2 separate regions of the Homo sapiens genome follow, and region 1 is linked to region 2. Evidence: read pairs that join two places in POLR2A ChIA-PET (ENCODE). Cell type or tissue: OCI-LY7. All regions are shown on one strand.

Evidence for each region. ChIA-PET counts read pairs that join two places held together with the same protein. Peaks named below come from ENCODE experiments on the same cell type or tissue, not always from the same donor. Only the 100,000 strongest peaks of a DNase experiment are listed, where the experiment ranks them.
Region 1: POLR2A ChIA-PET joins it to region 2 with 5 read pairs; 13 of 35 experiments call an interaction of 5 or more read pairs at or near these places.

What each region holds. Positions count from the first base shown.
Region 1 is chr15:90,496,037-90,498,536 of GRCh38, reverse strand. It overlaps IQGAP1 (IQ motif containing GTPase activating protein 1), which reads right to left. Exons shown (of 38, transcript NM_003870.4): 37 at 1,197-1,305. Among named protein-coding and RNA genes, the nearest start is that of CRTC3, 33 kb to the left of the region's middle. In OCI-LY7, no CTCF peak of the experiment used is centred here; no DNase peak of the experiment used is centred here.
Region 2 is chr15:90,375,712-90,378,211 of GRCh38, reverse strand. No RefSeq gene overlaps it. Among named protein-coding and RNA genes, the nearest start is that of IQGAP1, 11 kb to the left of the region's middle. In OCI-LY7, no CTCF peak of the experiment used is centred here; a DNase peak (open chromatin) is centred at 1,111.

The DNA.
Region 1 (2,500 bases), 120 kb before region 2:
GAATTTGTACATAAATTAATAAATTACCACAGGCAGACTGGTTGGCCTAACATGATTTGGTTAAAAAATTTAAAAATAAAAATATGTTCTGATAACTCCACGTAAATAAAAAATTTTAAATTAAAAAAATAATTTGGTGAAACTGAGGGAATAAGAGGTTCCTATTCTTTTTTTTTTTTTGGTGGAAGTACTTTAGTTAGCTGTGTGCATCACAAAATCATTTCACATTTGTTTAGCTAACATGTTTTAATGGTCTACTGGTCATTGAGAAGGAAACGAAGATGACTAAGAAATGCTACCTGTCCTTAAGGAGTTTATGGCTTTAGCGGGGAGAGGGGAAGTAAGTCAACACCTACTGTAAACAGAGGATGTCTGCAAGGGCTACAGAAGCGAAGGGGAAACCACCTATTATGGCTTGGCTGGGGGAGGCACACCCATGGAAGTACTCCATGGAGGAACAAAAGGGGCGGGGTTGGGAGGCAGGGGAGGGGAGGGAGGGCAGCATGAGCAGAAGCCCAAATGTACATTGACAGGAAGGCACCTGCCCGGGCTGGCAGGGCATGGCTGTGTGAAGCAGTGCAAGAAAGGAGAGAGAAGCAGACTAACCGGTGCCACACACACAAAGCTAAAGGAGTCTGGATGTCACCTAGGAATCCTCTCGATGCCCTGTTATTTTTTAACGTGTAAAAATCAGATATTTCAAAATAAAACTTAGGGATCTTTATGCTACAAAAATGAATTACTCCCGAGTTCTTTTTGGATTTAAGATAGAATTCAGTTTACAAACATAAACTTTACACACACCTTGTCAGAATGTATCTAACTTTTAAGTACCTATATCAAATCAAAATGACAAAAAGATTTCAAGCTACTGAGTGGGCTTAGAATTCTGCAGTGTCAGCATGTGTACTTCTGCATTTTGTTCAAGTCCAAGGTGTCAGCTCGATTTAGTGGCAGCACTAAGTGGAAGCTTCAGCTAAATGTTTTCTGAAGAGTGACATCTGCAAAAGCTCTCCAGAGCGCACACACCAAACCAGACATGCTGAAACCCTCAGCTTCTTTCCCCGCAGTGTGGAGCCTAGCTCACTGCTGAATGTAGACAGCTTTCCTCAGATGAGTCTCCTCTTTATCTATTTCTCCTACTTGGACAAGAATCTCATCCAGAAAGTTTTTGGTTCCTGCTGGTGCATACCCACCTGATAATGTAACATAAAAGTCTCCATTTGAACTCCCATGAATTTGGCTTTCACTTCGAAGTCTCCAACTTCTTCTGTTGGACTGATTTCAAATATAACATTTTTAAACCTGTTGAAAGATAACATCGTAAGGGTATGGTTTTTATATTCTCATATAAAAATATTCTGTGAAATGGGGAAAGGAGATGAACCAAGTCTTCAAGAGTGAAAAGGGCTGCAGAAAATACAGGTCAAAAGTACTTCTGCAGCTGAAGCAGCACAGATTGCCAAGCCCAAGTACCATCTGCTCTGGGACTTGGAGAGAGGAATGGCAACCTCTCTCTGCCTGCAGCACTTACATCCTATCAAAGAGGAACCACTGAGGAGTTCCACAAGTGGCGTGTGAAGGGATGACATCATAGGAATTCTCTTCACTTCCACATGGCCAAAAAGGAAACCTAATGATAAAAGGAGAAAACGGAGGACACTGGGGAAGGAGAGGGTGTATGTGTTTGAATACATGCATGTTTGAGGACTGGGAGAAGTAAATAAACAAAAGGGGGTCCGTATAAAAAGCACCAAGGGAGGAGGTTTTCTAGAAAGAGTAGGTGCTGTGTATATAAGCACACTCAGTATTACCAAAGATAAATTGTTATTATTGAACGTATTTAAGTTATCACTCATTCACAATATGTTACGTGCCAGGAAATTTTGGGGGGCCAAAAGGAAAAGGTATTATGCAGCCGGGCACAGTGGCTCACATCTGTAATCCCAGCACTTTGGGAGACCGAGGCGGGCGGATCACGAGGTCAGATCGAGGCCATCCTGGCCAACATGGTGAAACCCTATCTCTATTAAAAATACAAAAATTAGCTGGGCATAGTGGCATGCACCTGCAGTCCCAGCTACTCAGAAGGCTGAGGCAGGAGAATTGATTGAACCCGGGAGGCAGAGGTTGTAGTGAGCTGAGTACCATACCCTATCACCACTGCAGTCCAGTCTGGTGATAGGGCGAGACTCCGTCTCAAAAAAAAAAAAAAAAAAAAAAAAAAAAAGGGATTATGCTGTTCTCTGGATGATCAAAGTATAGCACCCCAGATTTCCAGAACTCAACTATGGAGCTGCCTTACCTATTACGAACAGGGCTGAGAACCATGAAAGATGCAAAAAGGTCACTGAGAGTTAAAGAAGTCACAAAAACCCATGCACTGAAACACACATGCATCTTATTCAACTGGAACGCCTCACGGGTTATTCCTTAAACATATTTATCTTAAGTGATAAATAATTTTACCAGATTTAGTTGGCTATTTAGTTTCTAAGCC
Region 2 (2,500 bases):
ATGAGCTTGGAAGCAGATTCTCCTCACAGTCTCAAGATAAGTCCTTAATCTAGTGGATATTTTAATCTTGACCTTGTAAGACTCTGAGCAAAGAACCCAGTCAAGCTTGCCTGTACTTCAATAGAAAACTAATACATACACTTAAGGAAACTTGAGTGTGTGGGGAGGGGGTTGGGGTGGCTTATAAGTAATGTTACCAAACATGCTAATGGTAAACTTTTGTATAAAAAGGCCTATGAGCTAGCTGGATACCCTGCTTCTCTCTGATAGGACTAACTCCATATAGTTCATGAGTCTTTTGAGCAGATGTAGTTCGTAATAAATCCGATACTCCATTTGGTCTATGTAATTACTGATCTTCTTTGTTTCTCTATACTTTGAACACCTTGGGCAAAGAGATAGAACACCTTGTTCTAGAAATAGAACAAAGGGTCAGTAAACTTCAGAATACCATCAAGTGGCTGTCTGTCAAGTACCAGTTTTCATCTTTGTGAAACTTCAAGTGTTACCTATCACTGCTTAACTCCTTAACCAACTCATTTGAGAGAAACCTATTTCATCTTGTCCTAAAGATATTCAGATATTCCGGATCTTGTGTTTAAGCACAGCTCCTGCCAGATATTCCAACTTCAGCCATTTCTTCAACTCTTGGTTTTTCAGATGGAGGAAAAGTTTTGAACTACCTGTTGGTAGTTGCAGCTATTTACCAACTGCTTACCATGTTCCAGAAAATGCTAGGTGCTTTATTTATATTGTCTCATTTAATCTTCACAATAACCCTATGAGGAAATATAATTATCCTCATTTTACAAATGAGAAAACAGGCACAAAGAGGTTAGATATTTTGCTTAAGGCCATAAGATTCAGAGTTAGGATCAAGCTTCCATCTCTCTGATTCTAAAATCTCTGTCAAATCATCATTCAACACCGTGTCCTAGTTTATGGACAGCATATCAATGAGCAGGTGTTCATTCACTTCTTAAATATGCCTAATTGCCTCTGAAAACCTTTCAACAAACATTTGTGAACACCCATATCCTAGTCTAGGAACAATATATAAAAACAGAGACCCGGAAGTTGTGGGAGGAAGCCAGGAAGTCAGCCCAGAATGGAGTTGGGGCATTGGTTTCCGGGCTGGGGTTAGAATAGGCCACAAGGTTCTACTGCAGTCTCAAGGCCTAAGACAAAGGACAAATCTAAAGATTCATCAAGAGACAGAAATCGCTCATAGGAATCATGAGCTCATTGGAGAGTCAGACCAAAGTATGGGGAAAGAGCGGTAAACGAGGCAGGGAACACCAGACCCCATCACAGGGTCAGAACCTGAGACAAGCCTGCATGGCAGGGTTCCCCACGGCAAACCCCTGAAACATCTACAGGGATGACAATGGGTTACTAGTAACAACAGCTAACTCATAATGAGTGCCCCTTAGGTCCAGTTGTAAGTATTTGATCTCATTTGACCTTCACAACAATCCTATGAGGTAGGAACTACTAGAATTTTCAATTTAAGGATAAGGAAACTGAAATCAGAAAGGTTAACAATGTTCCAAAAATTACACAACTAGTTAGTGACATACTCAGTATTCAAACTGCATTGGACCCAAAGCCCACATATGTGAACGCTATTCTCCACTAATGCACATGAGGACCTAGAGGGCTGAGTTGAAAGATTTGTGAGGCCACATCCACCAAAGAATGTGATGGACATAGACCTGACAAAGCACTCTCAAGAAGCTTTCAGACATCAAGATAGAGATCTAGGAGCACAGATAAGAGAACAGTTGATGGGTCGGGTGCGGTGGCTCAGGCCTGTAATCCTAACACTTTGGGAGGCTGAGGCGGGCAGATCATGAGGTCAAGAGATGGAGACCATCCTCGTTAACACGGTGAAACCCGTCTCTATTAAAAATACACAAATTAGCTGCGCCAGGTAGCAGGTGCCTGTAGTCCCAGCTACTCGGGAGGCTGAGGCGGGAGAATGGCGTGAACCCAGGAGGCGGAGGTTGCAGTGAGCCGAGATCACGCCACTGCACTCCAGCCTGAACGACAGAGCGAGACTCCGTCTCAAAAAAAAAAAAAAAAAAAGACTTTGCAGGGAAGACCTATGAAAAGGGTGAGAAAGGGCACAAGTTGCAGTAACAGTGTAAACAAAGCCAGAAAAATTGCAAAGGTGTGTGCGTGTGTGATCATGCCCTGATTCTTGTATAGTTAATTTCACCCCAGGCTTCTCAAACAGCACAGCCACATGATGTTTCAAAAAGTCCAAGTGGAACCTCTTCGGAAAGATGCCCCACCATTGGCAGAGGCTGTGACCTTTTTCCTCAGGTACCAGGGGTTGCTACATGGGGAATGGGTGGACACTGGGCTGTAAATACTGCGTCTGGAATTTATTCCTTTTGGTGGATGCTTGGTCTCGCTGACTTCAAGAATGAAACCACGGACCTTCACGGTGAGCGTTACAGCTCTTAAAGATGGTGTGTCCGGAGTTTGTTCCTTC